2 separate regions of the Mus musculus genome follow, and region 2 is linked to region 1. Evidence: chromatin loops called from intact Hi-C (ENCODE). Cell type or tissue: left cerebral cortex. All regions are shown on one strand. Links, peaks and the distances in the headings refer to the core of each region. The heading gives the core; the rest is flanking DNA.

Region 1 (16,973 bases), core at 5,008-13,007:
TTAGGAAAGGTTTTTGATGTCTTCAGAAAGGGTCAAAATATCCAACTTCACAGATATCTTACTTGAGCCCATACTTTAATGGTGGTGACTTGATTCCAGATACACACAAGCCACCATCTTACCCCTCAACCTCAAGCAGTTCTTTTATAGGGAACTTGGCAACTCCTACTGCATATCTGTGTAACTCCACCATCATGTGAATCAATTAAAGCCCTCGTGCAGTTATACCCCAGACCATAAACAAAGAGTGGAAAAAGGTTTTATAAATGTTCTAAAAGTATATTAATCTTATAGTCCAAACAAAAGGACTCTAATTAGTCTGACTTTCCTTAGTATAACAAAATACATGACTTGATCAACTTAAAAACAGGAAAGGTTTATTGTGTTTCATGGACTCAGATGTTTCAGTCTATGGTCAGCAGGACATATTGCTTTGGGGTCCATGGTGAGACAGTAAATCTTTGAGAGGAGCCCTAGGGAAGCAAGCTGATAACCCCATAAAAGCTGGAAAGCAAAGAGAGAAAAGGCACTATTAGTCTACATTCTAGATCTAAACCTTCCCACTAGGTTTTATCTCTTCAGGGATTCCATGACCGTACAATAGCATCAAATATGGACCTTTGGGAGACACTCAAGATCTACTGTATGACAGACTACCACAATTTTCTTAACACAAAATATGAACTATATCCCTTCAAGAGGACATAGCTTCTCTTACCTGGGGTTAGAAGGTTCATGGCCAAGGCAGCTCAAAAGAAAAGAAAATACTTATAATAGAAAGATGTATAATAGAAAGCAAATGTTTACAAAGTAAAAACATTGGTTTTATTATTTTGCATTTTAATAATAAAATAAAGTATAATTAATATAATATAACACAATATAATAAAACAAAAGTGAACAGATCGGAATTGGACAGAGCAAACAGAAGGAAAAGAGCTGAAGAGAAGGCACAGAATCAGAGACCCACTTATTTACCCACTCGGGAATTCCATACAAACATTAAACAGGAGTTGACATGAATGTTGCTCATGTTGGTTTAGAGGGCCTTGTTTCCTTGGATTCCTTCATCCCCACCTCCTCATCTGCAGAGTTCCCTGTTCCCTAATGGTAGAGATTTGATGAATCCATCCCATTTTAAGGCTGAGTGATCCAAGGCCTTGCAATCGATGCATAATGTCTAGCTGTGAGTCTTTGTATCTGTTCCCATTGACTTCGGGGGACAGCTTCTCTAATGATGACCTGTAAGTATAGCAGAATGTTATGAGGATTCCTTATACTGCTACCTTTTAAGGACCAGTATCTAGTTTCAGGTAGTGTTTCAGTATCTAGACACCCAACCAGTATCTAGTACAGGTTACAATTACTAGAGTCAAATCAGTCAAATAAATTTATTAGTTACTCCCAGAAACTTTGGGCCATCTTGACACTAGCATATATTACAGAAAGGACACCATTGCAGATCAAAGGGTTTGGGTCAGGATTGGTGTTTACCTTTTTTCTTTAGTAGTGTGCAGAGTACTTTTCTGTACTAAAGGTGCTAGCATATAGAGTTAAACTCAACTTGTTCATGCTCATTGAGTTGTGCAGGTATAGTCTTCTATAAACCTCTAATATTGGCAATATGTTAGTTTGCTTGGGGATTCCTATGGGACCCATTTGACGAAGAACTAATTCAATGTATTACAGTCCTGGTACTGGAAACTTCATTTGGTGACAAAAAATGATTACTTGGGGCTTTGTATCCTTCATTATTTGACTATTTAATTGATATCAACTTTGCATATGCATATACTTAGGAAGTTGTTACTATACAAGTTTCTATAGTACTCCTCAAATAGTCCTTAATTGTAGTTATTTCTCTTCATATTTCCTTCTTCACCCTCTCTCCCCTACCCCTTCTGACTTGGTATTCCTGTTCTAGCTCCCTGACCACACTCACAGCATCCATAACTATTCTATTTCTCTTTATCAGTGAGATCTAGTTGTTCTTTCCAGTCCCTTACTCTATGCCTAACCTGTGTGGTTCTATGGACTGTATCTTGATAATTATTGACTTAGCAGCTAATATCCATATATAAGTAAATATATACCATATTTGTCTTTCTGGGGCTGGTTTACCTTACTCAGGATGATCATTTCTAGTTCCATCTGTTTACTTGTGGATTTCATTATTTTATATTTTAAAAGTTAATACCTATTGTATAAGCATACCACATTTGTAGGGGATTGGTCTGGTGCTAATTGTATATAAATGCTAAATTCTGACGCCCAATATCTGCTGAGAAAATATGCTTGATGGGCAGATCCTCACACATACCCAGTGATGCTCTATGTATACCTTGGTCCTCAATTTAACTGGTCAATAAGAGGATAGAGCCTGTGACTGGGCAGTAGAGGAAGAAAACTGTGACAACACAATCAAATGAGGGATCTCAGAAGAGACCAAGAATGAGAATAAAGGACATGGAGAGGGGAGGAGGCTGCCATGATAGGAGAGGGACCATGAGCACATAGCCAGGAAAAACATCAAATGACAAGAAACATATGCCTGGGAAATAAGCTAGAATAGCTGCAAACTTGCCCAATATAGGCTTATGGCTTATGAATAAAACACCCTGATTGTATGCCTTTTATACAGGCTAGAAAGAATGATTAATTCCTTTTACACATATTTTCTTTATCCATTCTTTGGTGAGGGACATGTAGGTTGTTTCCAATTTTGTCACTATTATGAACAGAGAAGTTGTGAACTTGGTGGACCAAGTGTCTGTCTATATCGTAGGATGAAGCATCCCTTGGATATATGGGCAAGAATGGTATAGGTGGGTCTTGATGCAGATTCCCAATATTTTAAGAAACTGCCATATTGATTTCCATAGTGGCTTGTACAAGTTTTCACTCCCAATTGCAATGCAGCAGTGGTTCCCTTGTTCCACGTCCTTACCAACGTGAGTTGTCATTTGTGTTATTGGTCTTACTCATTCTGATAGGTGTAAGAGTGCATCTCAAAGTAGTTTTGATTTGAATTTCCCAAATGGCTAAAAGTGTTGTACATTTCTTTATTTCTCAGTCATTTGCAATTCCTCTCTTGATAGTCCCCTGCTTAGATTTGTACCCCAATTTTAAACTGAATTATTTATTGGGGTTTTTTTTTGCTTTTTTTTTATCTTGTTTCTTGAGTTCTTTAAGCATTTTGGATATTCGTCCTTTATTGGATGTGGAATTCTTAAAAATTGTTTTCCATTCTGTAGCTTGTAGATTTCTCTGAATGATGTCCTTTGCCTGAGAGAAGCTTTTCAGTTCCATTAGGTCCCATTTACCAATTGTTGATCTTGGTGCCTGTTGTTATCAGTGCTATCAGTTCAGGAAGTCTTCTCCTGTGCCAATGAGTTCAAAGCTATTCTCCATTTTCCTTTCTATCGGGTTCAGTGCATCTGGTTTTATGTTGAGGTCTTTGATCCATTTAGAGTTGAGTTATATGCAGAGTGATAAGAATGTATCTATTTAAATAATTTTACATAGACCCAGCCAGATTAACATCACAATTTGTTAAAGATTCTGCCATTTTTCAGAGTGTTTTTCTGGCTTCTTAATAAAAAATCAGGTGTATATTGATGTGTTGACTTATGTCTGAGTCATCAATTCTATTCCCTTGATCAACATGTGTCCTTTTTCCCAACACCATGCTGTTTTTATTTCTATAGCTCTCTATAATTTGAGACTGGGAATGGTAATACCTCCAGCGGTATTATACAGAAGTATTTTAGCAATCCTGGGTGATTTGTTTTTTCATATGAAGCTAAAAATCGTTCTTTCAAGTTCTGTGAAGAATTGTGTTGGAATTTTAATTGAGTCTATAGACTGATTTTGATAGGATGAACATTTTTACTATACTAACCTACCAGTCCATGAGGACAGAAGATCTTTCCATCTTTTGCTATCTTCTGTTCCTTTCAGTGCTTTGAAGTCTTTATAATGCAAGTCTTCCATCTGTGTGGTTAGAGTTTATCTAAGAATTTTTACATGATTTGAGGTGATTACCACATTAGTTTTAAAACCATGTATTGTTCAGTTAATATTAACTTTTTATAACTTTGTTTCTTTTGTGAAAACAAGGGTGTTGTCCCAATGAATGCAATATAAGAGCTACACAGCAAGAGGTTTCTCCACAGAGATGAGGGTTGCTGATCTCCCACTACTGGAATTGTCCAAGAAGAGCACAATGGAGAAGCTTATTGTGGGCATCCTGTTTCTCTCTGTTCTTTCAGGAAGTGTAGCAGAAACAGGTAGGTCCTGAGCCAAGCTGGAAAGTTTTCCACATCCAGAACATAGGGAGGTCCAACACCTTTTGCTGCTGTGGTTCTCAAGAAACTGTGAGTGAATGGTGTGTGGAAGTTACTTACTCTATATATGATCCAAATTAGCAGCTTGAAAGAGTGATCATTTACCATCTTATGTATCTTTTACAACAGAAAACAGAGAATGCTTTAGCTCCTGTTCCCAAGCACGGATCTCTATGGGATTGCAGTCTTTTAACCCAGGTTGTAGCATTGTCTGAAGGTTCTAGTGCAGACGGTCTGCTCTCAAGCTTACTTGAATGGTTAATCAATTTCAGTTTATTTCAAGATGCTGGCCAGGGAATATGAGTTCTTCATTGTCTGTTAAGACCACTCTTAATTTCCTGTCATTGAGACCCTTTCTACAAAATAGCTGCCACACATAGCTGGAAGAAATGTTCAGTTCAGAAGCCACAACCTTTTTATAATCAGATCCTAGAAATCCTTCCATTGTGTCCCACTCCTTGCCAGTGAATCAGCTCTTACCCCAAGGGAAGAGAATTAAGTTAAGTCACATGTTAAAAACTACCACATAAAATGATGATTAATGGTATACCTTACTATACTAATGTGTAAAGAAGTCTCTGAGTTCAAGAAAGGAGAATGGCATTTGTTTCTCAGATGAGAGTACCGTAACTTTTCATTTAAGAGAACAACAGGATAGGAAAAGATGCTGTAAGGGCAGGTGAGGTCCATGAAGGCCTTCCAGACTGCAGCATTTGTTAAATTTACTTTTCTGAACCAGAAAAGAATCATTTTATAATAATTACAGTTTCATCTTTTTGAATGGCTCTTAAGACAAAATAAATCCATAGTAAATATTCCCTTGATCTTGTTGCTGTCATAAAATCTGGTCTTCCTTGAACATGGGAACTGCAGGAGAGAGTGAAGGTGAGGTCCAGCACTAGCATGGACTGGACCAAGTCATTTACATGACTCTGATGGTCCATCATACCAAGGTCCGGGATGTATTAACCCTAGCTGCAGGGCTCTAGACGAAATAACATGACTGGGTCAGTGGTAAGAGAATATGCAGTACCCCAGGCTTTATACATTGCCATGTTTCAGTTACATTTAATTTTCTGTCACTTCTTTTATCTAGATGCTGTGTCAAAGATGATGGAGGTAGAGTTGGTAAAGGGAATCTTTAATTTTGTAGAAAATGAACTGAACCCAAATCCATCTGTTCATTGTTAGTTTTGGTTTTGTTTGTTTGTTGGAGACAGGTTCTTAAGCTCAGGTTGTTCTCGAACTCACTACATAGGGCAGCAGGTCTCCACCATTCCAGTGTTGAGACCGCAGACATGGACCACCTCTTCCAGGCCTGCCTTTAACACTGTATAGCTATTTACTATTGCTGATTTCAAACACTCACAGGCTCTCTGTGTGCTCCAATGTGCTGAACGTGTTCTTCCAGGAAGCAGCTCTAGGGCTACAAAAGAACAAATCAAATATCAGAGTTGATAGAATGTTTGTCTTGCTGGGCTTTTTTTTTTTCCTCCACAGACATGAAGGGAAAGGCATTTATTTTCCCTCAAGAATCATCCACTGCCTATGTGTCCCTGATACCGAAGGTGAGGAAGTCACTGCAGAACTTCACTCTGTGTATGAAGACCTTCACAGACTTGACGCGCCCTTACAGCATCTTCTCCTACAACACAAGAAACCAGGACAATGAGATTCTTCTCTTTGTGGAAAATATAGGAGAATACATGTTCTATGTTGGGAATATGGTAGCCACTTTCAAAGCACCCACAAATCTTCCTGATCCGGCCCGTATCTGTGTGAACTGGGAGTCTGGCTCTGGGATTGCAGAATTCTGGCTGAATGGAAAACCACTGGGGAGGAAAGGCTTGAAGAAGGGATACACTGTGGGGGGTGATGCAATGATCACTCTAGGACAAGAGCAGGATTCCTATGGGGGAAATTTTGATGCAAAGCAATCCTTTGTTGGGGAGATATGGGATGTTTCCTTGTGGGACCATGTGGTCCCCCTAGAAAAGGTATCAGACAGCTGTAACAATGGCAACCTTATAAACTGGCAAGCTCTTAATTATGAAGACAATGGCTATGTGGTGACTAAGCCCAAACTGTGGCCTTAAGCTAATTGCTCTATGAAATATAAGTCTGCTTTTGGTTCTGTTAAAATGATAATGTGCATTGCATTAAAAAAGCAAAGAAATGAGCATCATTACTGTGTGTTATTTATGGTTGTACATATTGGGGTGAACTGTACCGTAATTGTCTACAGCATCAAACCATAGGAACTAGGGGAACACCTAGAGAACTCCTCTCTCAACTGGGCACCCAAGTTGGAGGATTCTGTGTGACTGGAGGAGACCCTGTGGTGGTTCTGTGTGCTCAAATTCAGAAACCTGTGAGCACAATGTGACTGCTGGGAGAGGCCTTCAGGAACAGACTATCCGAGGGGGTCAGACCTCAAAAGAGAGTTTAAAAAGAGGATTTCTCAGGAGCAGGGTTGAGAAAATGCCCGTTCACCTACACAGAAAAGAATGAAAGCTATTTGCAAAGGTATGTTTAGGGAAACCCCAAAATAGACAAAGACCAGCTGTGCTGAAGGTTTCTTCACACTCACTCTTATCTTCCCTGGGAAGTAGCTGTTCTAGGATAAGCATGCATGTTCCTTCTAGCCCCTCCTACTGTTAAACCCAAGAATCAGAAGAGAAAGACCAGTTCCACCATTTTTGAGCCAAAGTTGAAGGAAGCTTTAATTAAATACTGGCCAGGAGGATGGATTCTGGTCAGGACCATTCTGGGATTCCTGGCAAATGGCAATGAGTCACATTTTGCAGAGGTTAATTATAAAGACAAACCCATGAGGTCAAGGGGAAATCATACATCCTGATGTTTTGTCTCCTGCCCATCCCCCCTGCCCATCTGTGCTCAAACACATCCTGTGTAGTTGAGTCAAAAAAAAAAAAAAAACCTGTTTAGGGGAGCAAAACCATGTGGTCTGCACCATTTCAGAAAGTACATGTCCTTCAGCAAGGGGCTTGCAGGTTAGAAGCGTTTTTGTTTTGTGGATCTCTTAGGCACAGTAATTAAAACTTAAAACATAACTCTGGCTCTCACACTATGACCAGAGACACAGAGGCCCCAGGACTAAGCTGCAGTGTGCTTCCCATGCATTTTCAGTGGGATTCTTGAAAAGGAGAGACTGATTTTTTTCTCTTCAACTTTGAATGGATCACAAAACACTCCAGTCATTCAGACTCTTCACCAGGCTAAATCATTCTCTTATGTCTTTCTCAAACATGAATGTAACCTTCCCGTTTAAAGGGCACTAGCTGAGAGGTTAGGGAACCCTTAGATTCTTGTGTAGAAAGATATTCAAAGTTAAAGTTCTCAACCTTCATGATGCTGCGACCCTTTAATACTACAGTTCCTCATGTTGCAGTGACCTCCAACTGTAATTTCACTATTGTTACGAATCATAATGTAAATATCTTATATACAGGATATCCTAGATGCAACTCCTGTCATTCGACCTCAAAGAGACAATGACCCAAACGTTAAGAATCAGTGTGTTAAAGTAAACACCTAATGATTAACACAAAATAATATTGTCAGTATAGCAAAGAAGAGGATAAGGATAAAATATGAGTACTGGATTATGTTCTACAAAGACACGAATGAAAATCATGGGCTAAATTCCCATTTCAGCAGCATCAGGAATGAGTTAAAGCATAGCATTAACATATTTCATTTCAGAACCACCTTTTTTCAGACATCTCTGTTACTCCTCAGAACATGTGGTGAAGTTATGAACTGAATGTGGCTAAGTTGCTTAATACTGGCGATCCAGACTCATGACTGGTTCTAATGAGACTCAGAAAAATTGAGGAAAAACATTTACAGAATTCCAAGGCATGTGAGAATGTTTATATGCGATATTTCTGTGGGGCAATCGGTGTCTGTTACTCCCATCACTTCCAAAGAAAAAAGTGGAGCTAGGTAGGAGAGGGAGCTCTGACCAATTCTAGTAGGACTGGACATCAGCTGTGTCCTCTTAGAGGCTCACACTCAATATCTGTGTGACATTTATGGTGATCTTTCAGCCCAGCATTCAAATAGGCACCATACAACCCACTTTTCTGCCATAAATGAAGTGGTAATAATAAATTCTATCCTTGCTTATGATTCATAAGTGTTTCCCCATTTGTAAGCTGCATCTGGTCATTACTCTAGTGGCAACCTAGGGGACCAATAAAAGATACAGCAGAATAAAGATTGAAGAGAGAAGGAGGGAGTGGAGCTGAGTGGGAGAGCATTTGCCTAGCATGTGCAAGACACAGGGCTCAGGTTCTCACACCACAAAAAGATATTAAGTTTTAATTAAAAGAAAATACGTACAAGATGAAAACAAGAACCAAACTTTAGTATATTTGAGTCATTCTTTAATGTAACCTTACCATCATATTTTGCAATTTTCTCTGAGGATAAGGGGAATGATAGGGAATAAATTATTTTTGAACATTCAAAAAATACCCAGACCTTTTACTTTTATATTTTGGTTTCTGTTCTTGTGTTTCGGGAGGGGTGTGTTTGTGTGTGTGTGTGTGTGTGTGTGTGTGTACATGTTTCCTGTTTTCTCATCTGTCTGTTTTACTTTTGTGTGTTTGTTTAAAGAGAGAGAGGGTGGAGTTGGGTGGGTGAGAAAGTGAGGATGATCTGGGAGTAGTTGTGAGAGGGAGCAAGTGTGATCAGATTATATATTATAAAAAATAGTTTTCAATAGAAAAAGGAAAGACATCCAGACTCTGACTGACTATATAGACTTATCCAAGAAGGATATGTTTCATGACCTTCCATGGGTACCTAAAATTGAAGTATAGAAGCTCTAAACTATATATATATATTTGTGTGTGTGTGTGTGTATCTATATATATATACATATATATGTGTATATATATATATATTCTTCAACTTAAACATGTTTATGATACAGCATGATTTATAAATTAACCATATGGAGAGATTAGCAAAATAGCTAACGATATAAAAATTCTCAGTGGATAAAGCACTTGTCATACAAGTGTGAAGACTGAAGTTCAATCCCTAAGACCCCTGTGAAGGTTGGGAGGAGAAGGCAGCCCAGCTGTAATTCCATCTTCAGGTGGTGGACACAGGGAATCCCCAGAGCAAATGTGGCTAAAGAGACTTGCTGTATTTATAAGCTCTGAGTTTGGTAGGGAGACTCCACCTTTAAAAATAAGGTAGAAGAGTGGCCAAAGAAGATTCCCAATACCACCATTACACTTCACATGCACACACACCACATGTATGGATAAGCTCACATATATCCACATACATTCAAACATGCACACACACACATGAATAGTACATACATACATACACATTTGAAAAGACAAAAACTCTACTGATACAATAGGACAATTATAACATATATAAATAAAAAGTTATGTGTTGTCTGCATTTTGTTCTCAAGACACTGATGCAATGCAGTATCAGTGGGTAACATGTACAATAGTGATACAGTGGAGGAAGGGATGGTTCGTGTTCCAAGTAAGATGGATTGGGATTGTACTAGATTTCATCCTATTACTTATAAAGGTAAGGCAGAGCTTTTTTCAAAACTTGTTACCAAGAATTTGTTTAAAATACATTATTTTTATTGTCTTCATAAAGGACTGTACTTCTGTGTTGTTGTAAAAAGGAATGTAGGCTGCCCCAGCACCTTACAAATATTTGCACTCTCTCATGCACTTGTCTGCTACATGAACACATTTCCACAGATCATTCAGCATTTGCAAGCCTGACTGTCCCCTATTCCACTTTTAAAACAAAGAATATTGCCCTCTTTCTTCAATATTGACAGATGCCTCCTTTTCCTCAGAAACTCTTCTCTGTACTAGATGTAATCTGTCAATCAAGTTCCCTGTTGCCCAGCAACTTATTTTCCTGGATTGTGTGCATCTCCATGCCTTTTTCAGCATTGGTTACATATAAATTTCACAGGTATCTGGTCTTACTAGAGTAAGCTACCTTTTCTAATTTCTTCATGATTATACATTAAATAGCTGTGGGGGAACCAGTCTTTTAACTTCTCTCACTGAGGGGTAATTTAGAATCAAAATTCATTTATGTTAAAAATAATTGAGTGATACAGAAAATGTGGTACATTTACACAATGGAGTACTACTCAGCTATTAAAAAGAATGAATTTATGAAATTCCTAGGCAAATGATTGGACCTGGACGGCATCATCCTGAGTGAGGTAACCCAATCACAAAAGAACTCACGTGATATGTACTCACTGATAAGTGGATATTAGCCCAGAAACTTAGAATACCCAAGATACAAGATACAATTTGCAAAACACATGAAACTGAAGAAGAACGAAGACCAAAGTGTGGACTTTAATTGCCTCAGTATAGGGGGACACCAGGGCCAAGAAGTGGGAGTGGGTGGGTAGGGGAGTCGGGGGGGGGGAGGGTATGGGGGACTTTTGGGATAGCATTGGAAATGTAAATGAAGAAAATACCTAATAAACAAAACAAAAAACAAAAACAAACACAAAAAATAATTGAGTAATGATAAGCAGTCCCTTGTAGCATTTTAATTTTTTCCATATGTTACTCAACATTATTAACACCCTATATATTAGTTTATTTGTAACTCCTGTCTTGCAATAAGAAAATTATGACACCAAAGTCTATGTGATTTTCTCACATTCATGCAATCATTTCCTTCTAAAACTAGGGTGATTTGTTCTATATTACAACTACCTGGGAAGTATCAATGGCCACAATATATAAGAGAAGTAAGATGACTTCTCATTTTTATTGCAAAAAATGTATGTATTTTCCACTTTCTCTAGGAATGAGATTACATTTTATTTTTTTTCCTTTTTTTCTGTTTTTTAAATTATTTTTTTATTACGTATTTTCCTCAGTTACATTTCCAGTGCTATGCCAACAGTCTCCCATACCCTCCCCCCCACTTCCCTACCCACCCATTCCCATTTTTTGGCCCTGGCGTTCGCCTGTACTGGGGCATATAAAGTTTGTGTGTCCAATGGGCCTCTCTTTCCAGTGATGGCCCACTAGGTCATCTTTTGATACATATGCAGCTAGAGTCAAGAGCTCCGGGGTACTGGTTACTTCATAATGTTGCACCTACAGGGTTGCAGATCTCTTTAGCTCCTTGGATACTTTCTCTAGCTTCTCCATTGGGGGCCCTGTAATCCATCCAATAGCTGACTGTGAGCATCCACTTATGTGTTTGCTAGGTCCTGGCCTAGTCTCACAAGAGCCAGCTATATCAGGGTCCTTTCAGCAAACGCTTGCTAGTGTATGCAATGGTATCATCGTTTGGAGGCTAATTATGGGATGGGTCCCTGGATATGGCAGTCTCTATATGGTCCATCCTTTTGTCTCAGCTCCAAACTTTGTCTCTGTAACTCCTTCCATGGGTGATTGTTTCCAATTCTAAGAAGGGGCAAAGTGTCCACACTTTGGTCTTCGTTCTTCTTCAGTTTCATGTGTTTTGCAAATTTTATCTTATATCTCGCTATACTAAGTTTCTGGGCTAATATCCACCTATCAGTGATTACATATCACTTGAGATCTTTTGTGATTGTGTTACCTCACACAGGATGATGCCCTCCAGGTCCAACCATTTGCCTAGGAATTTCATAAATTCATTCTTTTTAATAGCTGAGTAGTACTCCATTCTGTAAATGTATCCACTACTCTGTTGAGGGGCATCTGGGTTCTTTCCAGCTTCTGGCTATTATAAATAAGGCTGCTATGAACACAGTGGAGCATGTGTCCTTCTTACCAGTTGGGACATCTTCTGGATATATGCCCAGGAGAGATATTGTGGGATCCTCCAGTAGTACTATGTCCAATTTTCTGAGGAACCGCCAGACTGATTTCCAGAGTGGTTGTACAAGCTTGCACTCCCACCAACAATGGAGGAGTGTTCCTCTTTCTCCACATCCTCGCCAGCATCTGCTGTCACCTGAATTTTTGAACTTAGCCATTCTGACTGGTGTGAGATGGAATCTCAGAGTTGTTTTGATTTGCATTTCTCTGATGATTAAGGATGTTGAACATTTTTTCAAGTGCTTCTCAGCCATTCGGTATTCCTCAGGTGAGAATTCTTTGTTTAGCTCTGAGCCCCATTAATTAATGGGGTTATTTGATTTTCTGGATTCCACCCTCTTGAGTTCTTTATATATATTGGATATTAGTCCCCTATCTGATTTAAGATAGGTAAAGATCCTTTCCCAATCTGTTGTTGGCCTTTTTGTCTTATTGACAGTGTCTTTTGCCTTACAGAAGCTTTGCAGTTTTATGAGGTCCCATTTGTCGATTCTCAAACTTACAGCACAAGCCACTGCTGTTCTGTTTAGGAATTTTTCTCCTGTGCCCATATCTTTGAGACTTTCCCCCACTTTCTCCTCTATCGTTTTCCGTGTCTCTGGTTTTATGTGGAGTTCCTTGATCCACTTAGATTTGAGCTTTGCCCAAGGAGATAAGAATGGATCAATTAAAAAAAAAATGGATCAATTTGCATTCTTCTACATGATAACTGCCAGTAGTGCCAGCACCATTTGTTGAAAATGATGTCTTTTTTCCACTGGATGGTTTTAGCTCCCTTGTTAACGATCAAGTGATGATAGGTGTGTGGATTCATTTCTGTGTCTTCTATTCTATTTTATTGATCTAACTGTCTGTCGCTGTACCAGCACCATGCAGTTTTTGTCACAATTGCTCTGTAGCACAGCTTGAGGTCAGGCATAGTGATTCCACTAGAGGTTCTTTTATTGTTGAGAATAGTTTTTGCTACCCTAGATTTTTTTTTATTCCAGATGAATTTGCAAATTGCCCTTGCTAAGTCTGTGAAGAAATGAGTTGGAATTTTGATGGGGATTGCATTGAATCTGTAGATTGCTTTTGGCAGGAGAGCCATTTTTACTAAATTAATCTTGCCAATCCATGAGCATGGGAGATCTTACCATCTTCTGAGATCTTCTTCAATTTCTTTCTTCAGAGACTTGAAGGTCTTATCATACAGATCTTTCCCTTCCTTAGTTAGAGTCACACCAAGGTATTTTATATTATTTGTGATTATTGTGAAGGGTGTTGTTTCCCTAATTTCTTTCTCAGCCTGTTTATCCTTTGTATAGAGAAAGGCCACTGATTTGTTTGAGTTAATTTTATATCCAGCTACTTCACTGAAGCTGTTTATCAGGCTTAGGAGTTCCTTGTTGGAATTTTAGGGTCAGTTATATATACACTATCATATCATCTGCAAACAGTGATAATTTGCCTTCTTCCTTTCCAGTTTGTATCCCCTTGATCTCCTTTTGTTGTCTAATTGCTCTGGCTAGGACTTCAAGTACTAGGTATTAAATAGGTATGGAAAGAGTGGGCAGCCTTGTCTAGTCGGTGATTTTAGTGGGATTGCTTCCAGTTTCTCTCCATTTACTTTGATGTTGGCTACTGGTTTGCTGTAGATTGCTTTTATCATGTTTAGGTATGGGCCTTGGATTCCTGATCTTTCCAAGGCTTTTATCATGAATGGGTGTTGGCTTTTGTCAAATGCTTTCTCAGCATCTAAGGAGTTGATTATGTGGCTTTTGTCTTTGAGGTTTTTTAATATAGTAGATATATAGCTTGTTCCTCCTGTGATTCTGTTAGCCTCTATCATCACTCCTGGGAGTACAACTCTCTCCTGAGTCTCAGTGGTCAGAGGACTCTTTGCAGGCAAGTGTGCAGAGGTCTGGAACTCATCTCTGCCTCCTGGCTGAAGATGAAGTCCTAAAAGGGACCCTGTCCAAGAAGCTATGTTGCTTCTGCTGCCTGTGCACTCTCCTGCACAGACTGGTCTCTTTGGGACCAGGGATACAAGATGGTGTTCTCACCTGGCCCTGTGGACAGAGCCCTCCCTGGAGGCTGCCTTTCCTCTGGCGGGAAAGTGCTCAGAGGTCTGGGTCTCAACTCTGCTTCCTGGCTGAAGATGAAGGCCCGAATGGCCTGTATTTATTTTAACTATGATAGCCAAGGCCAAAAACAATGTGAATTAACAATTAATTGAAAATTAATACAATTATGAATAAGCATCTGATGAGAACCTTGTGGACAGTTCATAGATAAAGAGAGCAAACATGGAAAATTTGAATAGGAAGATCAGAAACTGCAATTTACAAAACAAAACAAAAAAAAGAATGAAAATGAAAAAGTAAAGTATATACATACATGGAACACGAAACAGGCTCAGCAGCATTTGCGCATGTATGTGTAACAATGCTAACTGATGGGGGGAAAAAAGCCATGAATTTGAAAGATAAAACTAGGGAGACATGAAGAGATTTGGAAGAGGAAAGGGAAAGGTTGGGAATGATGTAATTATACTTTAATTTAAAAATTAAAATAAAAAAGTTTTTACAAAAAGAAAGGAAACATTGAAAAACATAAATAACATTAAAATGAAGAAAATTCACTGAAAATCTCCAACACTACCTTTTTAATGACCTCTTGCCCCTCAGCTCCTAAAATTTTTTAAAGAAATTCTTCTCCAGAAATAACGTCCTTCCTAGATTGAAAATTCAATTCTGAGCAAGCAGCTAATCCCACTCACTTCATCCACCAGGATTTTCCTACTGGAAGCCAGAATTTAAGAAAGAGAAATGTATTGGGAAGTTTTGAGTCTCTCAAATATGACTGAGTCATTGGACCCTAGAGTTAGAAGGCGATTTTCAAAGCACAGCATTCTTCCTCTATAGTCCCCCAAAGTCTGCTTCAGTGCCTCCAATGATTAGAAACGTATTATCTTATAAGTTGGTAGCCCTCCTTAACAAGAAAGGTCTATGTGTGTTTAGAAAAATAAAACTACACTTTGAAGTTACATATGTTCCCAAGTTGTAGGGATGTGTAAAAAGAAAAGCTAGTTTTCTCCTCCATATACTCTGGTCTGTAGGTAATTATTCCTTCCTTCCTTCCTTCCTTCCTTCCTTCCTTCCTTCCTCCCTCCCTCCCTCCCTCCCTCACTTTCTGCCTGCCTTTCTTTTGTCCTTCCTTTCTTCCTTCCTTGGTTTCTTTATTTCTACTTGTTCTTTTCTTTCTTGGATTTTATTTTTATATAACCCTACATAGTTCTATATCATTTCAATTTTACATAACATAATAGACTATACATAACAATTCTTGTCTATCTTCTTCCACTGGAGGATATGTCTTGAATGCTTCTGGTAACAGTACAGCCATCTCATTCCTTTAATTTCCAGAGATGTATACTGTTCCATTATTAGCATCAATTACATTTTTGGTCTTTAATAGTTGGAAAACATTACTTTCTACTGTTTCAATATCTAGTTCCTTGCTAATTACCACCTCCCAAATCATTCCACTTTCTGGGTCTTCTAATATGAGAGTATTTCACATACTGATGATTATTATCATACCACCACTAGATTTCATGTTCTTCAGTCTACTAACCACAGCAAAGGGGCACGATAAGATATAATGTTAGCAGACAGAAGAGTCTATAGAAGAAACCACATGCTGAAAACTATAAAGGGAAAATAGCAAACATTTGAAAAACACACTTGGTATTTCATTCTCATTTATCACTGTGTCTGACCTTGGCAGTGGGAACCGGAAGGAGGTGCATTCTGGAAGAAATTTTTACAAAGTTCTGGAAAGAACTGAGTCTGAAAACAAATACAGATCAACAAAACCCACATCCAGGAGGTGTTTACAATGGAAGCTAAGACTAATAAAATGAAGAAAATTTAGCTCTCTGGTATCAAAAGGATAAGGCAAATTACTGTTGTCCCTACAGATATGGTGAGTTGACATCTTTGGCCTTATAGTAGAAGAAGAAAAGAAATGATCTCTTAGGTTGCAAATTTCAGGAGCTTTGATAGCTTCTCCATTAGCTAGTTAATCTCTTCACTCATCTCCTGGGGATCTTTCTTTGGCGAATTCCTTAGGGGTCTTAAGAGACAAAGGATGGAGCTGCCAGTCTCCTGGGCTTCATTAAGAAGTTCTGTGGCTGCCAGAGGAGACGCTTTCATTTCTTTACTGACTTGAGAATTCTCCAGGTTTCCAAAACTGACGCTGCATTGAATTTCGAGGAAGTGCACCAATTAATACTGATAACTTGAGGGAAGGCCCTAAATGTTAACTTGTCTGTATTGGAAAGCAGCTTATTTCATAAAATTTATTAAATAAGTAAGATCCGGTTGCTGCATTGGATTACTGGAGGCCAGGGCTTGTCTGGCTCAGCTTTAACCCTCAGTTGATTTCCTTAGGTCTCACTGATAAATGCCTCATCTTTACAGCCATTTACAGAAAAATGTCACCCACACTGGGAAAAGGCAGGAGTCAATCTTAGACCTCTTCCTGTGTTCCCTTTGGCTTATTCCTGCTACTTCCTGGAAATAAAATGAAAAGACAACGGGTTGGTGGTCGTCCCCACAAAGATGATCACTGGTCCCATGGGGAGCCTGTGAGGAATCGCTTCAGCTCTGCTCTATTACAGGAAATTGCCACAACAATCCTGAATACGGACTAAGGACATGGCAAGCACCACACAGTTTCCTCTTTAGTGATCAACACAGTGCACTTCATCACAGAG
Region 2 (16,973 bases), core at 5,903-13,902, 1.1 Mb before region 1:
TGCTTCCCTATGTACCGCAGTCTCAAGTTCCGCGCGATTGGATTGGGGCAGGCACTGTGATCCACTCACCAGAGGTCTTAGGGTCCCGTGGGGAGTCCCGTGTGGACCCTTGCGGGTGTTGGGCAAGACTCTGCTGGCAAGGTAGCCCGGGGCTCGAGTCTCGAGTCGAGCGGAAGGGACTTGTGCCGTAACGTAGTTTTATCATCATAACTTAATCTAATATAGTTGCTTCACAAAGCCCTCACCTCTAAATACCACTAGCATGTGAATTTAGGGATGTTAACCTTTGAACTCTGAAGGACATTTCCATTCAAATAGTAGCAAAACATAAATGATCATTATCCTACCTTCTTGTATAAATATAAAAATGCTTTTAGGGTTCCTGGATTCCGCTGAAAGTAGTCTGCAGAGGTGAGAGTGTGCACTACAGAAGCTAACAGCTTCTGGGACAGACAGGAGCTACAGAGCTTCTGAGGCAGTGCCCTTTTTGGGCTCCAGACATCCGGCCACCTTCCTGGCCAGAGGATAGGTGTCTGCCCAGCCCTGGAGGGCTTTGCCTCAGCATCTGTGGAAGACATCTTGGTTCCGAGACACAACCAAAAGTAGTCTGCACAGGTGAGAGTGTGGACTACAGAAGCTAACAGCTTCTATGACAGGCCAAAGCAACACAGCTTCTGGGAAAGGTCCTGTTTTGGGCCTTCATCTTCAGCCAGGTGAGAGGTCCGAACGCCAGATATCTGTGCACCTTCCCTGTAAGAGGAGAGCTTGCCTGCAGAGAGTGCTCTGACCACTGAAACTCAGAGGAGAGAGCTAGTCTCCTAGGTCTGCTGATAGAGGGTAACAGAATCACCAGAGGAACAATCTCTAAACAGAGACAACTATAACAACTAACTCCAGAGATTACCAGATGGTGAAAGGTAAACATAAGAATCTTACTAACAGAAACCAAGACCACTCACCATCATCAGAACCCAGCACTCCCACTTCGCCCAGTCCAGGGCACCCCAACACACCCGAAAAGCTAGACCCAGATTTAAAAGCATATCTCATGATGATGGTAGAGGACATCAGGAAGGACTTTAGTAATTCACTTAAAGAAATACAAGAGAACACGGCTAAACAGGTAGAAGACATTAAAGAGGAAGCACAAAAATCCCTTAAAGAATTGCAGGAAAACACAACCAAACAGGTGATAGAATTGAATAAAACCATCCAAGACCTAAAAAGGGAAGTAGACACAATAAAGGAAACCCAAAGTGAGGCAACGCTGGAGATAGAAACCCTAGGAAAGAAATCTGGAACCATAGATGCAAGCATCAGCAACAGAATACAAGAGATGGAAGAGAGAATCTCAGGTGCAGAAGATTCCATAGAGAACATCGGGACAACAATCAAAGAAAATGGAAAATGCAAAAAGATCCTAACTCAAAACATCCAGGAAATCCAGGACACAATGAGAAGACCAAACCTACTGATAATAGGAGTAGATGAGAAAGAAGATTTTCAACTCAAAGGACCGGCAAATATCTTCAATAAAATTATAGAAGAAAACTTCCCAAACCTAAAGAAAGAGATGCCCATGAACATACAAGAAGCCTACAGAACTCCAAGTAGACTGGACCAGAAAAGAAATTCCTCCCGACACATAACAATCAGAACAACAAATGCACTAAATAAAGAGAGAATATTAAAAGCAGTAAGGGGAAAAGGTCAAGTAACATATAAAGGCAAGCCTATCAGAATTACACCAGATTTTTCACCAGAGACTATGAAAGCCAGAAGAGCCTGGACAGATGTTATACAGACACTAAGAGAACACAAATGCCAGCCCAGGCTACTATACCCGGCCAAACTCTCAGTTACCATAGATGGAGAAACCAAAGTATTCCACAACAAAACAAAATTCACACAATATCTTTCCACGAATCCAACCCTTCAAAGGATAATAACAGAAAAAAAAAAAACAATACAAGGACAGAAACCACGTCCTAGAAAAAGCAAGAAGGCAATCCCTCAAAACACCTAAAAGAAGACAGCCACAAGAACAGAATGCCAACTTTAACAACAAAAATAATAGGAAGCAACAATTACTTTTCCTTAATATCTCTTAATATCAATGGATATTATTATTGGGGAGTTGACTCCCCAATAAAAAGACATAGACTAACAGACTGGCTACACAAACAGGACCCAACATTTTGCTGCGTACAGGAAACTCATCTCAGAGAAAAAGATAGACACTACCTCAGAATGAAAGGCTGGAAAATAATTTTCCAAGCAAATGGTATGAAGAAACAAGCTGGAATAGCCATTCTAATATCGAATAAAATCGACGTCCAACCCAAAGTCATCAAAAGAGACAAGGAGGAGCACTTCATACTCATCAAAGGTAAAATCCTCCAAGAGGAACTATTAATTCTGAATACCTATGCTCCAAATAGAAGGGCAGCCACATTCATTAAAGAAACTTTAATAAAGCTCAAAGCACACATTACACCTCACACAATAATAGTGGAAGACTTCAACACACCACTTTCACCAATGGACGGATCGTGGAAACAGAAACTAAACAGGGACACAGTGAAACTAACAGAAGTTATGAAACAAATGGATCTAACAGATATCTACAGAACATTTTATCCTAAAACAAAAGGATATACCTTCTTCTCAGCACCTCATGGTACCTTCTCCAAAATTGACCGCATAATTGGTCACAACACAAGCCTCAACATATATAAAAATATTGAAATTGTCCCATGCATCCTATCAGATCACCATGGACTATGGCTGATCTTCAATAACAAAATAAAGAATAGAAATCCAACATTCACATGGAAACTGAACAACACTCTTCTCAATGATACCTTGGCCAAGGAATGAATAAAGAAAGAAATTAAGGACTTTTTGGAGTTTAATGAAAATGAAGCCACAACATACCCAAACTTATGTGACACAATGAAAGCATTCCTAAGAGGAAAATTCATAGCTCTGAGTGCCTCCAAAAAGAAACTAGAGAGAGCACACATTAGCAGCTTGAGAACACACCTAAAAGCTCTAGAACAAAAGGAAGCAAATTCACCCAAGAGGAGTAGAAGGCAGGAAATAATCAAACTCAGGGGCGAAATCAACCAAGTGGAAACAAGAAGAACTATTCAGAGAATCAACCAATCAAGGAGCTGGTTCTTTGAGAAAATCAACAAGATAGACAAACCCTTAGCCAGACTTACTAGAGGGCACAGGGAAAGCATTCTAATTAACAAAATCAGAAATGAAAAGGGAGACATAACAACAGATCCCGAAGAAATCCAAAACACCATCAGATCCTTCTACAAAAGGCTATACTCAACAAAACTGGAGAACCTGGATGAAATGGAGAAGTTTCTAGACAGATACCAGGTACCAAAGTTGAATCAAGATCAGGTTAATGATCTAAACAGCCCGATATCCCCCAAAGAAATAGAAGCAGTCATTAATAGTCTCCCAACCAAAAAAAGCCCAGGACCAGATGGGTTTAGTGCAGAGTTCTATCAGACCTTCAAAGAAGATCTAATCCCAGTTCTTCACAAACTATTCCACAAAATAGAAACAGAAGATACTCTACCCAACTCATTCTATGAAGCCACAATTACTCTGATACCTAAACCACAAAAAGACCCCACAAAGATAGAGAACTTCAGACCAATATCCCTTATGAATATTGATGCAAAAATCCTCAATAAAGTTCTTGCTAACCGAATCCAAGAACACATCAAAACAGTCATCCATCCTGACCAAGTAGGTTTCATCCCAGGGATGCAGGGATGGTTCAATATACGGAAACCCATCAACGTAATCCAGTATATAAACAAACTCAAAGACAAAATCCACATGATCATCTCGTTAGATGCTGAGAAAGTTTGAAGCTGTGACAAAAGGATGGACCATCTAGAGACTGCCCTATCTGGGATCCATCCCATAATCAGCTTCCAAACGCTGACAAGAAAAAAAATGCTTTTAATAGATATAGCCCTATGAATACATATGAAATGTTTTTAAACTACTAATGATGTATGTATGCTCTCTGTCTCTCCACCTCTCTCTATTACTCTCCCTGTTAATACAATGTCTTGGAGCCAGGCTATCCTTGAACTCCCTAAGTAGAAAAGGATGACATTGAACTCTCGATTGCCCTGCTTCATCCTGTGTGTGTCACCATGCCTGGCTCAGTAATGTTGATTTCTAAGTTAGGGATCACCAGTGGTCCATGTCATCCTTTTTCTTTTATGCATCTCTGTGATGAATGTGCACTATGTTGATCACTAAAGAGGAAATTGTGTGGTGTTTGACATGTCCTTAGTCTGTATTCAAGATTCTTGCAATTTCCTGTAATAGGGTAGAGCTGAAGTGCTTCCTCACAGGGTCCTCACTGGACCAGTGATCATCTTTGTGGGGACGACCACCGACCCGTTGTCTTTTCGTTTTATTTCCAGGAAGTACCAGGAATAAGCCAAAGGGAACAGAGGAAGAGGTGTGAGATTGACTCCTGCCTTTTCCCAGTGTGGGTGACATTTTTCTGTAAATGGCTGTAAACATGAGGCATTTATCCGTGAGACCTAAGGAAATCAACTGAGAGCTGAAGCTGAACCAGACAAGCCCTGACCTCCAGTAATCCGATGCAGCAACAGGATCTTATTTATTTGAATAAATTTTAAGAAATAAGCTGCTTTCCAATACAGACTAGTTAACATTTAGGGCCTTCCCTCAAGTTATCAGTATTAATTGGTGCACTTCCTCAAAATTCAATGCAGAGTCAGTTTTGGAAACCTGGAGAATTCTCAAGTCAGTAAACAAATGAAAGTGTCTCCTCTGGCAGCCACAGAACTTCTTAATGAAGCCCAGGAGACTGGCAGCTCCATCCTTTGTCTCTTAAGGCCCCTAAGGAATTCTTCAAAAAAAGATCCTCAGGAGATGAGTGAAGAGATTCACTAGCTAATGGAGAAACTATCAAAGCTCCTGAAATTTGCAACCTAAGAGACCATTTCTTTTCTTCTTCTACTATAAGGCCAAAGATGTCAACTCCCCACATCAGTGGGGACAACAGTAATTTACTTTTTCCTTTTGATACCTGAGAGCTAAATTTTCTTCATTTTATTAGTTTTAGCTTCCATTGTAAACACCTCCTGGATGTGGGTTTTGTTGATCTGTTTGTTTCCAGACTCAGTTCTTTCCAGAACTTTGTAAAGATTTCTTCCAGGATGCACCTCCTTCCGGTTCCCACTGCCAAGGTCAGACACAGTGATAAGTGAGAATGAAATACAAAGTGTGGTTTTCAAATGTTTGCTATTTTCCCTCTATAGTTTTCAGCATGTGGTTTCTTCTATAGACTCTTCTGTCTGTTAACATTATATCTTATCGTGCCCCTTTGGTGTGGTTAGTAGACTGAAGAACATGAAATCTAGTGGTGGTATGATAATAGTCATCAGTATGTGAAATACTCTCATATTAGAAGACCCAGAAAGTGGAATGATTTGGGAGGTGGTAATTAGCAATGAACTAGATATTGAAACAGTAGAAAGTAATGTTTTCCAACTATTAAAGACCAAAAATGGAATTGATGCTAATAATGGAACAGTATACATCTCTGGAAATTAAAGGAATGAGATGGCTGTACTGTTACCAGAAGCATTCAAGACATATCCTCCAGTGGAAAAGGTAGACAAGAATTGTTATGTATAGTCTAATTATATTGTGTAAAATTGAAATGATATAGAACTATGTACGGTTATACAAAAATAAAATCCCAGAGAGAAATAAACAAGTGGAAAGAAAGAAACCAAGGAAAGGAGAAAGGAAGGAAAGGAAGGTAGGCAGAAGGAAGAAGGGGAGAAAGGAAGGGAGGGAGCAAGGAAGGGAGGCAGGGAGGGAGGGAGGGAGGGAGGAAGGAAGGAAGGAAGGAAGGAAGGAAGGAAGGAAGGAAGGAAGGAAGGAAGGAAGGAAGGAAGGAAGGAAGGAAGAATTACCTACAGACCAGAGTATATGGAGGAGAAAGCTAACTTTTCTTTTTACACATCCCTACAACTTGGGAACATGTGTAATTTAAAGTGTAGTTTTATTTTTCTAAACACACATAGTCTTTTCTTGTTAAAGAGGGCTACCAACTTATAAGATAATACGTTTCTAATCATTGGAGGCACTGAAGCAGACTTTGGGGGACTATAGAGGAAGAATTCTGTGCTTTGAAAATTGCCTTCTAACTCTAGGGTCCAATGACTCAGTCATATTTGAGAGACTCAAAACTTCCCAATACATTTCTCTTTCTTAAATTCTGGCTTCCAGTAGGAAAATCCTGGTGGATGAAGTGAGTGGGATTAGCTGCTAGCTTAAAATTAGATTTTCAGTCTAGGAAGGACGTTATTTCTGTAGAAGAATTTCTTTAAAAAAATTTAGGAGCTGGGGGGCAAGAATTTCCTCCCCCAAAAATTATTGGAACAGAAATTTACATAAAATGTTGCATCTTTGATGGTTGAGACGGCACAGAAGGAAGCTGGGATGTTGCGTTTGCTGCTGTGGTCCAGCTGCCCCTGTGTGCACTCATCTGTTCCTTCCATTGTGAGGAGCCATGGCTTTCCTGATTAGGAAGAATTAAGGAAACACAAGAATGCATATGTTCCACGTGGTCTTTCTAGAACCTAGCTTACTTTGATGTCACAGTTACCAAAAAAAAAAAAAAACCCAAAACAAAACAAAAAACAAACAAACAAACAAAAAACAAAGTGTTTTACCTTAACTAAAAATGTATGATGAGTCTCAATTATACAGGGATAATTAAGGGCTAGTCCATTTGACCCTCTCATCTCCACGGGATATATATATGTGTGTGTGTGTGTGTGTGTGTGTGTGTGTGTGTGTGTGTGTGTCTGTCTGTGTGTTTGTCTGTGTGTGTTCATATCTCTATATCATCAAACTGCCTTGTACTGTTTTTCAAAATCATCAGTTAGGAAATTCCAAACTCTTCTTCATTCAGCTCCTTGCATCCCAGTGTACTAAGAGCAACAGAGTTATTTAGTTCATTGTAGGTTTTTTATTTAACTCTAGCATCTTCATCACTTTTTGGTGGTCCCTTAACACCTGCGATGAGCATCTACTAATTACAGAGTCCAATGACTGATGACAATTTCCTCTGACTTCTTGCTCAAATACTCTAACCTACTCAGGCATTGCACCTTCAACTCTTTCTTCTCTGAGGTAAGTTCACTCACCTGTTCTCATTTTCTTCCTTGGGCCCTTCTGCCATCAAATGATATATTTTGACTGGGAAGAAATATTTACCAATTTTAGTCTTAGGTTTCTAGAGGAATAATTAGGCATAAAAGTCTGGATTGTATAGAGGCCATTAAAAAGGTAATGTTGGAGATTTTGAGTGGATTTTCTTCATTTTAATATTATTTATGTTTTTGAATGTTTACTTTCTTTTCATAAAAATTATTTTTATTTTAGTTTTTAAATCAAAGTATAATTACATCATTGCTTTCCTGTCCCTTTCCTCTTCCAAACCTCTCCATGTCTCCCTAGTTTTATCTTTCAAATTCATTGCTTTTTTTTTTCATCAGTTAGCATTGCTACACATACATGCACAAATGCTGCTGAGCCTGTTCAGTGTTCCATGTAGGTATATACTTTACTTCTTCTTTTTCATTCTTTTTTGTTTTGTAAATTGCAGTCTGTGATCTTCCTATTCATCAAATTTTCCATGTTTGCTTTCTTTGGCTATGAACTGACCACATGGTTCCCATCAGATGCATATGTCATAATTATGTAATTATCAATTCACATTGTTTCTGGCCTTGTTTATCATAATTAAAATGATTACAGTTCTTTGTACATACATTCTGACATACTTATATGACAGTTTCCTAAAAATACATAATCAGAAATATTAATTATCAAAATATTCATTTAAGGTAAAGTTGTATAGGTTATCACTAACCTGCTAATATTTCCTCATCTTCTTAGGTTCTAAAATTTTTCTGATTTTCCAAATTATTTCTGGTTTTGAATTTCTTTACAATGTAATTTCATTCCTAGAGAAAGAGGAAAATACATACAGTTTTCCAATGAAAATGAGAAGTCATCTTATTTTTCATATATGTTGTTGCCATTGATATTTCTTGGGTAGTTGAACAAATCACCCTAGTTTTAGAAGGAAATGATTGCATAAATTTGAGCAAATCACATAGACTTTGGTGTCATAATTTTCTTACTGCAAGATGGGAGGTACAAATAAACTAATATATATAGGGTGTTATAATGTTGAGTAACATATGGAAAAAATTAAAATGCTACAAGGGACTGCTTATCGTTACTCAATTATTTTTTAACATAAGCGACTTTTGATTCTAAATTATCCCTCAGTGAGAGAAGTTAAAAAATTGGTTCCCCCACAGTTATTTAATGTATAATCATGAAGAAATTAGAAAAGATAGCTTACTCTAGTGAGACCAGCTACCTGTGAAATTTATATGTAACCAAAGCTGAAAAAGGCATGGAGATGCACACAATCCAGGAAAATAAGTTGCTGGGCAACAGGGAACTTGATTGACAGGTTACATTTAGTACAGAGAAGAGTTTCTGAGGAAAAGGAGGCATCTGTCAATATTGAAGAAAGGGGCACTATTCTTTGTTTTAAAACTGGAATAGGGGACAGTCAGGCTTGCAAATGCTGAATGATCTGTGGAAATGTGTTCATGAAGCAGACAAGTGCATGAGAGAGTATAAAGATTTGTAAGGTGCTGGGGCAGCCTGCATTCCTTTTTACAACACAGATGTGCAGTTTTTTATGAAGACAATAAAAAATAATCTGTTTTAAACAAATTCTAGGTAACAAGTTTTGAAAGTATGCTCTAAGTGAAAATGCCTTTCAAGTTTAATTCTGTCTTGTCTGATTCTCCTGACTACTTCCCTTTCCTATTTAAAGTCCACCTTACCAGGAAATCTGTTCCACATTTTACATACAAACTTTTGTGCCTCTCTTTGACTACTAGATGGACAGCTGGCCTTGCTGACTCGATGTCTACACAAAGACAGAACCATTACCAATTCTTCCTAAGCATCATCAGCTTCAAGTGGGCACTGATGTGTTCTGATTGACTCAAGCCTGCCACTCCTGTCTGGAAGATGATGAGAAGAAATCACACAGTGATAAGTGAGTTTGTTTTCCAAGGTTTCTCCAGCTTTCAGGAATACAAATTTACTCTCTTTATGGTATTTCTGACCTTGTACCTGCTAACTCTGACTGGCAATGCCATTATTATGATAATTATCGGTATTGATCGTCACCTTCATACTCCCATGTACTTCTTTCTTAGTATGCTTTCCACTTCAGAGACAGTGTATACATTGGTCATTGTACCAAGGATGCTCGCCAGCCTTGTGGGTTCAAGCCAACCCATTTCTTTGGCTGGCTGTGCTACCCAGATGTTCTTTTTTATCACTTTGGCCATCAACAACTGCTTTCTGCTTACAGCGATGGGATATGATCGCTATGTAGCTATCTGCAACCCCTTGAGGTACTCGGTTATCATGAACAAGAGGGTGTGTGCCCAGCTAGTATGGGGTTCCTGCAACATTGGGCTGCTTGTGGCAATAATTCAAATTGCATCTGTATTCAGGGCACCTTTTTGTGACAGAGAAGTAGCCCACTATTTCTGTGACATCCGCCCAGTTATGAAACTGTCCTGTGCTGATACCACTCTGCATGACATAGTTAACTTTATCATCAGCTCACTGGTTATTGTGGTACCCATGGGCTTGGTTTTCATCTCTTACATTCTCATCATCTCCACCATCCTCAAGATTGCCTCTGCTGAGGGACGGAAGAAGGCCTTTGCCACCTGTGCCTCCCACCTCACGGTGGTCATCATCCACTATGGTTGTGCCTCCATTGCCTACCTCAAGCCCAAATCAGAGAACACCAGGGATCAGGACCAGCTGATCTCAGTAACTTACACGGTGTTTACCCCTCTCCTCAACCCTGTGGTGTATACCTTGAGAAACAAAGAAGTCAAGGATGCCATTTACCGTGCTATTGGGAAAAATCCTCTTGCCTAGGATACATGGCAGCTTGGTGTACAGTGGATTCCCTTTATTTACCTGCAGTTTCAGTTAATCACAGTCAATTATGGTCTGAAAATATAAATAGAATATCTCTATTTTTGGAACATTTTATTTATTTATTTATTTATTTATTTATTTATTTATTTATTTATTTATTTTATTCATTTAATGTATATGAGTGCTCTATGTGCATGTAGACCTACGTGCCAGAAGAGGGCATTAGATCCCATTACAGATGGTTGTGAGACACCATGGTGGTTGCTGGGGATTGAACTCAGGACCTCTCAAAGAGCACTCAGTGCTCTTAACTGCTGAGTCATCTCTCCAGCCCTAGGATAGTTTTAAGATAAGCTATTATTTAGTTTAAAATTATTTACCTTTACAAGTAATAGGATGAAATCTAGTACAATCCCAATCCATCTTACTGGGAACACGAACCATCTCTTCCTCCACTGTATCCCTATTGTACATGTTACCCACTGATACTGCATGGTATCAGTGTCTTGAGAACAAAATGCAGACAACACATAACTTTTTATTACTATATATTGTTATAATTGTCCTATTGTATCAGTAGAGGTTTTGTCTTTTCATGTGTGTATGTATATATGTACTATTCATGTGTGTGTGTGTGTGTGTGTGCATGTTTGAATGTATGTGGATATATGTGAGCTTATCCATACTTGTGGTGTGTGTGCATGTGAAGTTGTAAAGGTGGTATTGGGAATCTTCTTTGGCCACTCTTCTACCTTATTTTTAAAGGTGGAGTCTCCCTACCAAACTCAGAGCTTATAAATAGAGCAAGTCTCTTTAGCCACATTTGCTCTGGGGATTCCCTGTGTCCACCACGTGAAGATGGAATTACAGGTGGGCTACCTTCTCCTCCCAACCTTCACAGGGGTCCTAGGGATTGAACTTTAGTTTTCACACTTGTATGACAAGTGTTTTATCCACTGAGAATTTTTATATCATTAGCTATTTTGCTAATCTCTCCGTATGGTTAATTTATAAATCAAGCTATATCATAAACATGCTTAAGTTGGAGAATATATATATGGTTTAGAGCTTCTATGCTTCAATTTTAGATACCCATGGAAGGTTATGAAACATATCCTTCTTGGATAAGGAAAAAATCTCTATTCTGCTGTATCTTTTATTGGTTCCCCAGGTTGCCACTAGAGTAATGACCAGATGCAGCTCACAAATGAGGAAACGGTTATGAATCATAAGCAAGTGTGGAATTCATTATTATCATTTCATTGATGGCAGAAAAGTGGGTTGTACGGTGCCTATTTGAATGCTGGGTTGAAAGATCACCATAAACGTCACACAGATATTGAGTGTGAGCCTCTAAGAGGAAACAGCTGATGTCCAGTCCTGCTAGAAATGGTCAGAACTCCCTCTCCTACCTAGCACCACTTTTTTCTTTGGGAAGTAATGGGAGTAACAGACACTGATTGCCCCACAGAAATATTATTCACATATAAACATTCTCATATGCCTTGGAGATCTGTATTTTTTAATTTTCAGTTTCTCTGAGTCTCACTAGAACCAGTCCATGAGTAAGTCTGGATCGCCAGTATGTTCAATGTTATTAAGCAACTTAGCCACATTCATTTCAGAACTTCACCACATGTTCTGAGGAGCAACACAGTGATGGATGTCTTAAGAAAGGTGGTTCTGAAATGAAATATGTTAATGCTATGCTTTAACTCATTCCTGATGCTGCTGAAATGGGAATTAGCCCATGATTTTCATTCTTGTCTTTGTAGAACATAATCCAGTACTCATATTTTGTCCTTATCCTCTTCTTTGCTACACTGACAATCTTACTTTGTGTGACTCATTAGGTGTTTACTTTAAACCACCGATTCTTAACATTTGGGTCATGGTCTCTTTGAGGTCAAATGACAGGAGTTGCATCTCATATATCCTGCATGTAAGATACCTACATTACGATTCATAACAGTAGCAAAATTACAGTTATGAAGTAGCAAGGAAAACACTTTATGGTTGGGGGGGGGTCACTGCAACACGAGGAACTGTAGTATTGAAGGATCACGGCACCATGAAGTTTGAGGACTTTAACTTTGAACATCTTTCTACACAAGAACCTGAGAGTTCCCTAACCCCTCTGCTAGTGCCCTTTAAATAGGAAGGTTACTTTCATGTGTGAGAAAGACATAAGAGTTAGAACTCGTTAGCATGGTGAGGAGTCGGAATGGGTGAATGTTTTGTGATCATTCAAAGTTGAAAAGAGAAAATCAGTCTCTCCTTTTCAAGAATCCCACTGAAAATGCATGGGAAGCACACTGCAGCTTAGTCCTGGGGCCTCTGTGTCTCTGGTCATAGTGTGAAAGCCAGAGTTATGTTTTAAGTTTTAATTACTTGCCTAAGAGATCCATGAGACAAAAGTGCCTCTAAAATGTGAGCCCCTTGCTGAAGGACATGTACTTCCTGAAAAGGTAGAGGCCACATGGTTTTGCTCGCCTCAACAGGTTTTTTGGTTTTTTGTTTGTTTGCGTTTTACTCAACAACACAGGATGTGGTTGAGCACAGATAGACAGGGGGATGGGCAGGGAAAACATCAGGATGTATGCTTGCCCCTGATTGGACATGATGAGAAACCCATGGCCTTATGGGTTTGCCTTTATAATTAACCTCTGTAAAATGTGACTCATTGCCATTTGCTGGAAACCCTGGAATGGTCCTGGCCAGTGTTTAATTAAAGCTTCCTTCAACTTTGGCTCAAAAATGGTGGAACTGGTCTTTCTCTTCTGATTCTTGGGTTTAACAGTAGGAGGGGCTAGAAGGAACATGCATGCTTATCCTAGAACAGCTACTTCCCAGGGAAGATAAGAGTGAGTGTGAAGAAACCTTCAGCACAGCTGGTCTTTGTCTATTTTGGGGTTTCCCTAAGCATACTTTTGCAAACAGCTTTCATTCTTTTCTGGGTAGGTGAACAGGCATTTTCTCAACCTAGCTCCTGAGAAATCCCCTTTTGAAACTCTCTTTTGAGGTCTGACTCCCTCAGATAGTCTGTTCCTGAAGACCTCTCCCAGCAGTCATATTGTGGTCACAGGTTTCTAAATTTGAGCACACAGAATCACCACAGGGTCTCCTCCAGTCACACAGAATCCTCCAACTTGGGTGCCCAGTTGAGAGAGGAGCGATTCCCTAGTTCCTATAGTTTGATGCTGTAGACAGTTATGGTACAATTCACCCCAATATTTACAACCATAAATAACATATAACAATGATTTGCGTTTCTTTGCTTTTTAGTATAATGCACATTATCATTGTAACACAACCAAAAGCAGACTTAAATTACATAGAGCAATTAGCTTAAGTCCACAGTTTGGGCTTAGTCACCACATAGCCCCTGTCTTCATGAATAAGAGCTTGCCAGTTTATAATATTGCCATTGTTACAGCTGTCATGCACCTCTTTTATGGGGACCACATAGTTCCACAAGGAAACATCCCATATTTCCCCAACAAAGGATTGTTTTACATCAAATTTTCCCCCAAAGGAATCCTGTTCTTGTCCTAGAATGATCTTTGCATCACCCCCCACCACGTATCCCTTCTTCAAGCCTTTTCTCCCAAATGCCTTTCCATTCAGCCAGAATTCTGCAATCCCAGAGCCAGACTCCCAGTTCACACAGATACGGACTGGATCAGGAAGATTTGTGGGTGCTTTGAAACTGACTCCCGAATTCCCAACATAGAGCATATATTCTCCTCTCTTTTCCACAAAGAGAAGAATCTCATTGTCCTTAGTTCTTGTGCTGTAGGAGAAGATGCTATAAGGGCGAGTCAGGTCTGTGAAGGCCTTTATACACAGAGTGAAGTTCTGCAGTGACTTCCTCACCTTCGGTATCAGGGACACATAGGCAGTGGATGATTCTTGAGGGAAAATAAATGCCTTTCCCTTCATGTCTATGGAGAGGAAAAAAAAACAGTAAAACGAACATCCTATCAATGCTGATATTTGATTTGTTCTTTTGTGGCCCTAGAGCTGCTTCCTGGCAGAACACGTACAGCACATTGGAGCACACAGAGAGCCTCTGAGTGTTTGAACTCAGCAATAGTAAATAGCTATACAGTGTTAAAGGCAGGCCTGGAAGAGGTGGTCCATGTCTGCGTCTCAACACTGGAAAGGTGGAGACCTGCTGCCCTATGTAGTGAGTTCGAGAACAACCTGAGCTTAAGAACCTGTCTCCAACAAACAAAACCAAAACTAACAATGAACAGATGGATTTGGGTTCAGTTCATTTGCTACAAAATTAAAGATTCCCTTTACCAACTCTACCTCCATCTTTTTCTTTGACACAGCATCTAGATAAAAGAAGTGACAGAAAATTAAATGTAACTGAAACATGGCAATGTATAAAGCCTGGGGTACTGCATATTCTCTTACCACTGATCCAGTCATGTTATTTCGTCTAGAGCCCTGCAGCTAGGGTTAATACATCCCGGACCTTGGTATGATGGACCATCAGAGTCATGTAAATGACTTGGTCCAGTCCATGCTAGTGCTGGACCTCACCTTCACTCTCTCCTGCAGTTCCCATGTTCAAGGAAGACCAGATTTTATGACAGCAACAAGATCAAGGGAATATTTAGTATGGATTTATTTTGTCTTAAGAGCCATTTGAAAAGATGAAACTGTAATCGTTATAGAATGATTCTTTCCTGGTTCAGAAAAGTAAATTTAACAAATGCTGCAGTCTGGAAAATAAACTGGAGAATAATGACAAACTGAATCAGAGGAGACATGGCCTAGAAATATTATAAAGTCTTGAATTGAGTTAGTTTTGCTTCATAGTAGGAAATGGGAAAACAGCATGAACTCTATTTCCTAAGATACAAGGGCTTCTTAAGCAATGCTTACACTCTGGACCCCTGGAGAACTGGAATGGAGGAATAGGTCCAGAAAAGAGGGCTGGCTTGAGTGTATGAGAGAGGGGCATGTGTGGCAGGTGTGGTGGGGGGCGAGCTAAATTCCTGTCAACCCAACAGCACCCAGAAGATTGGAGTGTAAACCATGTATTTATGTCCTGTGATCAATTATCTCCCTGTTTGTAACCTTGTCAGGATCCAAACTTGAAGCAAAATATCATAGATAACCTGAAATAACTTACAACTCTCTGCTGACAGTACGCTGCAGTGTGGAGAAATGAGCATCAAGTTTTCTTACTGGCAGCAGTGAGGGAAAAAATATATATATAAAGCTGTCAAAACAGGAAAATAGCTTCTTTGATAATAAAAAAGCTCGTTTCATACACGCATCACAAAGTTCATTCTTCCCTTAGTTGACCTCAGCACCATCTATTGGGTGGGTATTATTTGTACCCCCATTGTATTGGTGAAGAAGTGAGGCATAGAGTCCTACCACTTCACCATGGTCATTCAGTTGTCCAGTTATTCTGGAGAGATGGGTTTCTGGTTTAAAGTTCAAATTCTTTCCAAGATTTCTTCTTTACTCTTATATTATCTCAATTAAGTGTTTAAAAAGAATGATAGAGTAAAGATCCTCTTTACATATATACATATATGTGTGTGTGCATGTGTGTATAAATGTATATATGTATTTAGATGTAGATGATACACATGTATATATTTAATAATATACATATACATACACACACATATATATACATATATATGTGTGTGTGTATATATATATATATATATATATATATATATATATGAAGAATCATCCACTGCCTATGTGTTTCTGATCCTGCAGATGAGGAAGTCACTGCAGAACTTCACCCTGTGTCTGAAGGCCTTCATGGACCTCACCTGCCCTTACAGCATTTTTTCCTACCCTGTTGTTCTCTTAAATGAAAAGTTATGGTGCTCTCATCTGAGAAACAAATCCCATTCTCCTTTCTTGAACTCAGAGACTTCTTTACACACTAGTATAGTAAGGTATACCATTAATCATCAATATATGTGGTAGTTTTTAACATGTGACTTAATTCTTTTCCCATTGGGTAAGGTCTGATTCACTGGCAGGAGTGGGACACAATGGAAGGATTTCTAAGATCTGATTATCAAAAGGCTGTGGCTTCTGAACTGGACATTTCTTCCAGCTACATGTGGCAGCTGTTTTGTAGAAAGGGCCTCAGTGACAGGAAATTAAGAGTGGTCTGTGGTCAATAGACAATGAAGAACTCAGATTCCCTGGCCAGCATCCTGAAATGAACTGAAATTGATTAACCATACAAGTAAGCTTGAGAGCAGACCTTCTGCACTGGAACCTTCAGACAATGCTACAACCTTGGTTAAAAGACTGCAATCCCATAGAGACCTGTGCTTGGGAACAGGAGCTAGGGCATTCTCTGTTTTCTGTCGTAAAAGAGACATAAGACGGTAAATGATCACTCTTTCAAGCTGTTAAGTTTGGATCATATACAGAGTAAGTAACTTCCACACACCATTCACTCAGTTTCCTGGGAACCACAGCAGCAAAAAGTACTGGACACCCTGTGTTCTGGATGTGGAAAACTTTCCAGCTTGGCTCAGGACCTACCTGTTTGTGCTACACTTCCTGAAAGAACAGAGAGAAACAGGATGCCCACAATAAGCTTCTCCATTGTGCTCTTCTTGGACAATTCCAGTAGTGGGAGATCAGCAACCCTCATCTCTGTGGAGAAACCTCTGCTGTGTAGCTCTTATATAGGACTCACTGGGACAATACCCTTGTTTTCACAAAAGAAGACAAAGTAATAAAAGGTTAATATTAACTGAACAATAAATGGTTTTTAAAACGATGTATTAATCACCTCAAATAATGTAAAAATTCTTGGGTAAACTAAGCAAATGAAAAACTTGTCTGTTAAAGACTTGAAAGCACTGAAAGAAACGGAA

The links. A loop is a pair of places that touch in the nucleus more often than their neighbours do. Peaks named below come from ENCODE experiments on the same cell type or tissue, not always from the same donor. Only the 100,000 strongest peaks of a DNase experiment are listed, where the experiment ranks them.
Region 2: it touches region 1 in a loop (38-fold over the local background); 19 of 42 quality-filtered maps call a loop at or near these places.

The regions. Positions count from the first base shown.
Region 1 is chr1:174,326,348-174,343,320 of GRCm38, forward strand. It overlaps Mptx1 (mucosal pentraxin 1), which reads left to right and starts at 4,171. Exons shown (of 2, transcript NM_025470.3): 1 at 4,171-4,289; 2 at 5,847-6,530. The coding sequence starts at 4,226. The coding sequence ends at 6,442. In left cerebral cortex, for the core only: no CTCF peak of the experiment used is centred there; no DNase peak of the experiment used is centred there.
Region 2 is chr1:173,261,024-173,277,996 of GRCm38, forward strand. It overlaps Olfr418 (olfactory receptor 418), which reads left to right and starts at 9,124. Exons shown (of 1, transcript NM_146651.2): 1 at 9,124-10,114. The coding sequence starts at 9,154. The coding sequence ends at 10,086. Mptx2 (mucosal pentraxin 2) reads right to left here and starts at 16,733. Exons shown (of 2, transcript NM_001205011.2): 1 at 16,636-16,733; 2 at 13,438-14,033. The coding sequence starts at 16,699. The coding sequence ends at 13,438. In left cerebral cortex, for the core only: no CTCF peak of the experiment used is centred there; no DNase peak of the experiment used is centred there.